Regions from separate parts of the Homo sapiens genome. Here region 2 is linked to region 1. Evidence: chromatin contacts called from ENCODE Hi-C or POLR2A ChIA-PET data. All regions are on one chromosome and are shown on one strand. The core of a region is the stretch at or near the end of the contact, and the rest is flanking DNA. Distances in the headings are between cores, read along the strand shown.

Region 1 (4,851 bases), core at 1,446-3,945:
TTTCTTGTCTCTTCTAGCTCTTAGTAGCCCTAGGCAGTCCTCCGTTTGTGGCAGCATAACACCAGTGTCTGCCTCCCCCATCACATGGCTGGCTTCTGTGCATCTGTGTCTCTCATCTCCTTATAAGGACACCAGCTGGGCATGTGGCTCATGCCTGTAAACCCAGCACTTTGGGATCCCAAGGCAGGTGGATCATGAGGTCAGGAATTCGAGACCAGCCGGGCCAACATGGTGAAATGCCGTCTCTACTAAAGATACAAAAAATCAGCTGGGCGTGGTGGAGTATGCCTGTAATCCCAGCTACTCAGGAGGCTGAGGTAGGAGAATCGCTTGAACCCGGGAGGCGGAGGTTGCAGTGAGCTGAGATGGCGCCATTGCACTCCAGCCTGGGTGACAGGGTAAGATTACATCTCAAAAAAAAAAAAAGGACACCAGTCATATTGGCTTAAGGGCCCACCCTATTCCAATATGACCTCATCTTAATTTTATTACATCTGCAATGACTCTTTTCAAATAAGGTCACATTGTGAGATACTGAGGGTTGAGACTTCAACGTATCTTTTGGAGCATGCAGTTTCACCCATAACAATATATATTTCATGTTTTGGTTAGCATTGAACTGGTATATCTTTTTCTAACTTTTTATTTCCAATTGTTATGGTTTTGCTTTAGGTGTATCTCTTATAAACTTTGTTCATTTGTTTTATCTAATCTGAGAATGTTTCATTTGAGAGGTAATCTGTTTACATTTATTATAATGACGTATAGTTTAACTGATTCCTGCCATATTTTGTTTTCTATTTCCCACCCTTTTGTTTTGCTTTGGTTTTTCTCCTTTCCAGCTGTCTTAGTCCCCCCAACACACACACACACACACACACACACACAAAGCAGACTCTGAAATAATGGCTTGTCTGCAGCTTGTTTATTTTAGGAAATGATTCAACGAATAGGAGTGGGGCGGGGGCTGGGAAGAATGAAAAAGGGATGAAGACAAAGCTGATCATCACCATAGGCAAATAGGGTCAATCCTATTAGGGACCCTAGAGGAGGGACATGGATGCATCTTGGTCTTGTCTTCAGAGACACTAATATTGCTTTTCAAATGTGGCTGTGTCATTTTACCTTACATTTCTCTATCACATATAGAGCAGAGAGTATTTGGAGCAGAGGGCGTACATTGCAGCATGAATTTACACCACTATCCTGGCATGTCTGCATGGCTGCCATTTAACTTCTCCATCATCCTATGAGGCACTTTATCATCCCTATTTTAGAAAGGAAGAAATTGAGGCTCAGAGAGGTAAAGTAAATTGCCTGAAGTCACACAGATAAAAAGTGACAGAGCCAGAACTCAAACTCTGTTTTATCTGATTCCACAGCCATTCCTTCCAACCTTAAGCTCTACCGCCTGTGTGGTGCTGGGTGTGAGTCGGAGCTAGCCTGGGTTTACCTGAGTTGCAGGGTCACCCCTCATCGCACCCTTGTCAGTCCTCAAATAGGGGTGCAACTGTTCCATGAAAGGGAACAAAGAGACTGAGCTACTAGACACCAAGCTGTTTAGGACTGAACCCATTCCTGTCCAAACGGAAGTGATCCAGAGGGACTCTGAATATTACAGAAGTCAAGAGATTTCATCATCTTTATTCAAAGAAAGGGGTTTGTTTGTTGATTTTTTGGATTTTTTTTTTGGACCACAGCTCTATCTACTCCCTGAAGAGTAAGGATTATTAAGTAAATCAGGTAATTATTGACTAAGAAGTGACTGGCCACTGCAATTGATAAATTAACCATGTCTGTTTTTCTTATGTAGCTCACTGGAAAAGAATGTGGGGGATTTCCTCTTCTTCTTCTCCAGAGGCCTTCCTGTCTTGAAGGCTAGGCTTCTCTTGCTCTGGGGGAAAGTTAAAGGCCTTTCTTTGATTTTCTAAGGGTCTGTAGACCTAACACTTACTGTTAGAGATTGCGAGGGCTGGGGAGGGGGCCAAGGGCTAGAGGTCATTCAAGGACTGGCAGGACCCTTGGGTGCCCAGCCTCTTACCCAGGACCCTGAGGTGCCAAGGCCTCTGGGGAGTGGCTGGGTGGGCAGTGTGCTTCTGGGGACTGGACACTTGCACTGTGGCCTTGAATTTGGAGGATGCCGTGAGCAGCAGCCTTTTACTGGTTTACCTGGGCATGGACAATGAGCCACTGGGCAGTGATCGTCACAGACCTGATGCCCTTCCCCCAAGTTTCAAGGATCCTGAGGCCTCAGAGTTCTGCATAGGAGGAGAGGAGGGGCCTTGAAAAGAGGCTGGGATTGAATTTTTCTGAGGTCCTAGTAGGTGTGGGGTCTAAGGACGATTTGATTTAGAAATTCATGAAATGTGTCATTTCTTGCCCCAAGCTTTGTGGAACAAGTAATACCAGTTACACTAGTGATGACCAAATCCTGCTGTAAATTGTTCTAACATATTGTATAAAACAGGCCTTACCACTTTTGTAATCCCTTGCAAATGGCTGATCGATAACCAACACAATATAATATTCCAAGCCCTTCTTTTGGTAGAAAAAATTTCCTCTAGCCTGGTAATTTAAATTCCAAATTACCTCCAGATGATGCTATTTAAATGCCCTGTGATTAAATCTGCACAAAGTGGAGTTTCTGTGGGAAACTTCGCTGCCTCCTAGGGCATCCTGCGGTGTTTTTTTAAAGGCCGGGGATCTAGAAAGGCTACTCAGGGCCTCGGAATCTTTGTCTACATGACTCAGCCTTGGGGCCCCGGGCCCTGGACACTTGCCCAGAGCTGAACATTCAGCTGGACGCGCCACAGAAGGAGCATGCGGGGAGCCAGGAAATATCTCCGGAATCTCACAATGCTTTCTCACCTACCCTTATTAGACCAAAGAGGCAGAGCCGCAGGGGTGGGGGCCGCGGGGCAGAGGGCAGCGCCTGCCGGGTGGGAGGGAACCTGTGTGTGCGCGCACACACTGTTCACGTCATAGTGTCTCCGTGTGTGTCTGCGTCTATGTATGTGTCTCTATGTGTCTGGGTATTTCTGTGTGTCTGTGTGTGCATCTCTGCATGTCTTTGCATATCTGTACATGTTTCTGTGTGCGTGGGTCTGTGTCTATGTGTGTATACATCTGTTCATATTTCTGTGTGTGTCTGTCTCTATGTGGCTGTGTCTCTGCATATCTTTGCATATCTGTACATGTTTTGGGGTGGGGGTCTGTATCTCTATGTGTCTGTGTGCCTACGTGTGTGTCTCTAAGTCTGTGTGGGTCGCTGTGTCTGTCTGTGGCTGGGAGCGGGGTCAGGAGTGCTTTTGGAGTCCCTGGTTTTCTAAGAATAGGAGGTTCACAGCAGGAGGGGGCTAACTCTTCAGTCCAGACCCCCCTCTGAGACCTGCAGACCACCTGCAGCCCCACCCAGTGTGGCCCCTGCCCCGCGTGTCTGTGGTCTGAGTGGCAGTCAGGAAAGAAAGCGAGGGCTGGGCGTGAACTTTGGTTAGGTTGAGATGCATGGGGAAGAAAGCAGAAGGGAGGGTGTGTGTGGGGAGCAGACCTGCACCCTCCCGAACAGCTGGGGAGGCCAAGGGGGGGGTAAGGCCCAAACCTCACTCCAAAGCTCCCAACATACAATCCAGCAGTTCCCAGTGGAAAACTTGCTGGGGTTTGCAAAGTACCCTCCTCCCCAAAACTGCATCTTTGAGCATGCACCCAGGCAAAGGCTCACACTTCTCTCTCTTCCCAACGCTGCTTTGGGAAACCCTCCTGCACCAGAGAATGTGGGACAGGGACACCCTTACTTTCGAATGCCAACTTTGGTTGGGCACTCCTCTGGACGCTTTCCATTGATCTCACTTAATGCACTTAACAGTGACCTAGGCTTTGTTATTCCTCTTTTACAAATAAGGAAACTGAGGTACAGGGAGGGGAAGCGGGTTGCTTAAGATAACAAGCTGATGAGTGTCAGAGCTGAGGCAGAACCCAGGTGTGCTGAATTCCGGAGTCATTTTCTTACCTGACAGCCCTCTACCTCTGGATGGCCCTCTCTTTACATTTAGAAGTGTGTGTGTGTGCGCGACACACACACACACACACACACACACACACACACCTTAGAGCCCTTTTATAAGACACTAGAGCCTAGACAGCAAGGGTGTCCACGTCATGGTAGTCTCCATTTACCATGTACATACAAAACCACAACAGAACTGTAGGTCTAGTGAAAGCCATTCTTTTACACCCTCCTCCTCTTTCCACAGATGGAAAAAGAATCGCAAATAAGCATAATGTGAAGAGCATGAGCTTTGGAATAAGCAAGCCTGGAATTACAATTTTCTTTTATTAGCTCTGTGGCTGTAATACTCAACTTTTGCAAGCTTCAGTTTCCTCGTCTGTGAAATGGAATAATAGCACTTACCTCATTGGCTGTTGTATGGATTAAATGAGACCATGACTATGGATGTATGGCATTTGGTACCCAATAACCCCTCAATAATCGGCAGCTATAATTATTCATAATAATAATGGTGGTAGCAACAAACCCAGCCCAAACATCTGAAGGACCGATCACTAAAAAGAAGATGAACTCAGTCCTACGTAGTAACAAGAATGTGACATCTATGTTGTTGCCAAAAGTCTGGAGGAGTTGCCAGGACCAGAGAGAAGGAGGTGGTGAGGCCGGCCTGGAAGAGGGAGGGGACAGATGTCAAGGACCCCAATCTTGAGGTGGAAAGTTCTGTGATTAACCCAGATGAATGTCTCTAACCTCCAACTCTTCTGTTCTCAGAGTTTTAATGGGGCACACCGTGTGCTGGGCATTGACATAGATGGGAAAAGCATGACCTAAAATAAGGGCTGGAA
Region 2 (4,851 bases), core at 856-3,355, 100 kb after region 1:
AGACTCTTATGTCCAAAACAGAGAGTTGGGCCATTAATTCTGGTCCTGTTCCTCTACTAAGAAGCTCTGGGTGGCACTTACTTAACAGACCAGAAAATGAGGCCCACGGTGACAACATGACGTGCTCAAAGTCACAGAGCAAGCTAAGGAGAAAGCTGGGGTCAGGATTCCTCATCCAGGGCCCTTCTGTCACTTCCTATTGTTACTGGGAAGTGTGGAGTCTTCGGTTTTTAGTCCTTCTGGAGGAAAGAATTTGGCTAAGAGACCAATTAGTAAAGTAAGCAAAAGGAAATAAGAGTAAACTCCAAGAGAGGACTGGGCTCTTCCGGCTGGGAGCAGCCCTGATACTTTTGTATTGCAGTTTTTATTATGCCAGACTGTTTCTTTAAGCTCCTGCCTCCATCTTAACACTCCACCTTTTTCTTTGTTTAGTTTTCTGCTTTTGTTTTAAGTCTCCACTTTTGCTCCCTCCTAGTTTTCACCTAGGTTTGTGGAATTTCCCTCACTGTCATTGATACACTTGTGCAGGGCCAGGTAATCAATACGAACCTTACCTAATGGTGGCCTTGCTCATGTACCGCCACCACAGAAGGGTCACAGGGGGGTTACAACTGTACTTACTGTGCCTGTGGATTTCTTAGGAATATTTTCTTTGCCCTTTTTACCTTTCTATTAATACATAGCTAGCTACATTTTGACAGGTTAACTACAAAATTACAAGACGTCTTAAGGAGCGTTTGGGGGCACTTTTTCTGCATTGGCATTTTCCCTCCTCTCTGTTTATATTTAACATACATGTTTTAAGTAGTCTCTGGAACATAACATTTTCCAAAACTTCCTCCCCAGGGGCTCTCTTTTTTGTTTATGTCTAACTATTCATCTACTCTAACAGTATGTGCCCCCTCGCACCAGCCCAGCCACCCAACAGGAGGCTGCCGGCACCTGCAGAGAGTCCCTGAAGAACAAGTTAGACTTGGTACCAAAATCACCCCAGCCACTTATTGGAAATGTAGATTCCTGGCATCCTCCTATTAGATTCTGACTCAGTAAGTCTAGGGTGGGGCCCCAGATCCACATTTTAACAGGCACAACCAACCCTGTACCCCCACCAACTGGCTTGGATTCAGATGGTACCCACTTTGAAAAGTGCCTCTCAAGGGCGAGTTGACGCATGTGCCTCCACTAGAGATGAAATCCTGAACAGGGCCCAGTGAGGCCCTCTGGCCAGCCCGGGCTGCACGCCTCGCAGACACGCTTGCGGGTGCAGTTACTGGGCATGGCTGCAGTCCCTGAATGGAATTTCAGAAATTTGGTCACATTCTTTCATACTCTCATCCTAGAAAGGAACACCGCCCTTTCAGACAAAGATGCACCTGTACCCCTGCAAAATCAGCAGGACATCCAACCCCAGGATTACCATTCCACTGGACATTGTTTACTGCAATGGGAATTCATCGGGAGCTTGTGGGATTGTGGGTAATCTTATTCATAGCACCTGCCTCCTCTGTGGGTGACCTCATCAAAGGCTCCCGAAGCTTGTTCCCTCTCCCATCCATCCTGCGACTGACACTGAATATTAATACAGCTTCAGAAGCTTCTGTCCTTGCTCTCCTATAGCCAGTGACCATGTGGCCCTATGTTCCTCCCCCTCTCTAATCTGGGCCGTCAGACCCTTTCCAGAGGGAGACAATCAAAGCAGATTGGAAGCTGTTTGAAGAAAGAACAAATAGCTGAAAATCAATTTGCAGAGATAGTAGCAAGAATTACAGTTCTTTTTGTCTGCTTATTAACGGGCTCCAGCTAAGTATCAAATGGGAGAAGAGAATGCATTCCCAACACAGTAAGTGGCTGATTTGGAGATGTTATTAAAAAGAGTTGACAGAATTCATTCAGATTATGACCAATTTAATTTTGGAGGGCTTTAAGGGTTCTGTTTACTTCTCAGCTCATGGCTCTCTTGTGCCCAGAACTTGTACCCCAGGCCTGTGTTCATTCATTTCCATTTCTGAATTATCACAAGGACACGGAGATAACAAGGTCTGGTGACCAGAATATGGCTGTGGGAACTAAGAAATACTGTGATAACTGTCCTACAGCAATCTGGGGTTGGCCTTTGCATCAGCAGTGTGGCTGGCAGCAGGAAACGCATACTGTGAAATCACAGAGAACAAGTTTCATCCCCAGATCTGCTGGTCACTGGCTGTAGGGCCTTGGACAGGTCACTTAAACTATCTGAATCTCGAAGTTCTTATCTGTAAAATGGGCATTCTAACATTGAATTTACAGGGTTATTGTGCTGATCAAAGGGCATAGTTAGCAAATGTCCTTTATTCCAAATGTTGACCAAGATATACAATAAATAGCTGTTATTATTTCTTTTCTCTATTTTCTTCTTGGTAGCACAGAGATAGGAAGTGATTGAGAACTCAATCACTTCTCAACAACAGAAAAGGAATCACTTTCAATATAGTAGAAGGGGAAATGAAATAAAACCTATTCGACTAATCCAGTAGAAGTCAATAAAGCAGGAAAATAAAAAGAGAAGGAAATATAAAACATGTATTTAGAAAACAAAAAGTGGTAGAAGTCGGTCAAATATCAATAATCACAAGAATTATAACAGATTAAACTCATCTGTTAAAGGATAAATTTTCAGATTAGATTTAATTTTTTCATTCATTCATTCAACAAATAATTATTAAGCACCTACTATGCATACTAGGCAGTGGTCTAGGCACTGCAATCCAGCTAAAAGCTATTCTAAAAGACACATTTAAAACCAAAAACAGGAAAGGATCAAAACCAAAAGATTAAGAAAAAATATTCCAGGTAATACTAACTAAAAGAAGTTGATCTTGACAATATTAATTTGAAACAAAATAAGCCTTAAGACAAAAACTTGGCAATAAAAAGGTCTTGATAAAGAACAATTCACCAAAAAAAAAAATATAGTTAACCTGAACCTGTGTAACCTTACAACACAACTTCGAAATATATAAAGCAAAAACCGACAAAAAGATATTATTGACAATGAATAATCAAAGTGGTAGATTTTAATCACTTCTCTCAGAAAGCATTGAATCAGACCAAAAAATTGTGAAGGATACAGCAGAGTCGAACCACAGTTATTTATGAAAACTTGCACCTCAAAAATAAAGAATAAACAGCTATTCAAGTACATACTTACAAGAACTAACCATGTACCCTAGGCCACAAAGAAAATACCAAAAGGCATCAAAGAATTGATATTATACAGATCATATTCACAAACCTCAGTGCAATAAAATTATAACGTCAGTAACCAAAACATTTCCACACAACCCATGTGTTAAGAAAATTTCTGAATGCCCCTCTAAATAATTAATGGGTAAAAGGAAGAATAATCATGGAAATTATAAACTATAACTTAATAACAATAGAATATTATATAGCAAAATAGTAAAGAGTAACATAAATATGGTTACTGTCCCACAGACAACTCCACAGCACAGGGACATCCCAAGACTAAGATACCAGATGGGAACCCTTAAAACTAGGGCAAGTGAACAGAAGAGTTTTAGAAGGGCTGAACAAGACTATCTCTCAAATAGCATTTTTTTTTTTTTTGAAACGGAGTTTTTCTCTTGTTGCCCAGGCTGGAGAGCAATGGCGTGGGCTTGGCTCACCGCAACCTCCACCTCCTGGGTTCAAGCTATATCCTAGTCATCTTCATCTGTGTAGAACCACATACGGTAGGCATTCAGCAAGTCTTTGTGGAGACACCTTTGGGGTCTGCACCCCAATGCTACTTCTTTAACTGGCTGGAGCATTTCAAACCGTGGTCTGCCTGCTATGGCTAGAGGGAAGATACTTACCCTGGTTTTTAGGGGTGTTCCAAAAAAGCTCCCACCATTGCTGGGCCAGAGAGAGCCAGAAAGCCACATTCCTGCCACATCATGCCCCCATCCAAAACACCGCCACAGTGCAATGACACCCCACTGGGGACCACTTTAAATCAGAGCCCAAGATTTATTTATTTATTTATTTATTTATTTATTTATTTATTTATTTATTTTTGAGACAGAGTCTCACTCTGTCACCCAGGCTGGAGTGCAATGGTACGATCTCGGCTCACTGCAACCTCTGCCTACCGCATTCAAGCACTTCTCCTGCCTCGGCCTCCCAAGTAGTTGGAACTACGGGCCCCCACCACCATGCCTGGCTAATTTTTGGATTTTTTAGTACAGACGGGGTTTCACCATGTTGGCCAGGCTGGTCTTGAACTCCTGACCTCAGGCGATCCACCCACCTTGGCCTCCCAAAGTGCTGGGATTACAGGCATGAGCGCAGGATTTTTAATAGATGTCATTTTCCAGTCTGCCCCCTGGAAGTCTGGAAATGTAGAGGTTTGGCCTGAATCCTGTCTGGAAATTGGTGTTCACCTGCTTTTGCAGAAAGGAGTAAGATTTCACTCTGGGCAAGGAAAAACCTCATTAAAGGCTCATTTATCTTCCTGGGGAGCCGTTTGCCTGAAACGAACTGAATCTTAAAATGCAAATTCTTTCTCAGGGAATGAGCGTGGCAACTGAAGCTGCAATACCTGTCAGAATGATTTGAGAGCAATTCTTTTACTATTACTATCATCATTATCATTATTATCATTATTTCAACCCAGCCATTAGGTTAATACTATTAAGTCAGCATTTTCAGCAAATTGTTAGTGGCGTGAAAGTGTGTGTGTGTGTGTGTGTGTGTGTGTGTGTGTGTGTGTAGGGATTACAGCTGTCATCATTTCTATCCTGTTGTAAGGTTTAATAATTTAACCACAGGTATGTGCTCCAGGCTGAAAGCCGATGAGTGAGAAGGAAGCAG

Evidence for each region. A loop is a pair of places that touch in the nucleus more often than their neighbours do. ChIA-PET counts read pairs that join two places held with the same protein, here RNA polymerase II (POLR2A). Pooled maps may share reads with other maps.
Region 2: a map of heart left ventricle shows a loop between it and region 1 (6-fold over the local background). The contact joins two enhancer-like sites. A Hi-C loop is called at or near these places in 11 of 168 maps with a recorded cell type or tissue (Calu3, HepG2, MCF 10A and 8 more) and 7 of 50 pooled maps. POLR2A ChIA-PET finds 5 or more read pairs at or near these places in 4 of 52 experiments (AG04449, PC-9, WTC11 and 1 more).

What each region holds. Positions count from the first base shown.
Region 1 is chr15:62,894,401-62,899,251 of GRCh38, forward strand. No RefSeq gene overlaps it. Among named protein-coding and RNA genes, the nearest start is that of MIR190A, 73 kb to the left of the region's middle. RefSeq lists an enhancer at 3,195-3,960. Within about 2 kb of position 2,696, at least 22 of the 41 ENCODE cell types and tissues checked have a DNase peak (open chromatin) inside an H3K27ac peak, as active enhancers do; they include heart left ventricle and heart right ventricle, where a contact is called at or near this core.
Region 2 is chr15:62,998,831-63,003,681 of GRCh38, forward strand. No RefSeq gene overlaps it. Among named protein-coding and RNA genes, the nearest start is that of TPM1, 41 kb to the right of the region's middle. Within about 2 kb of position 2,106, at least 4 of the 41 ENCODE cell types and tissues checked have a DNase peak (open chromatin) inside an H3K27ac peak, as active enhancers do; they include heart left ventricle and heart right ventricle, where a contact is called at or near this core.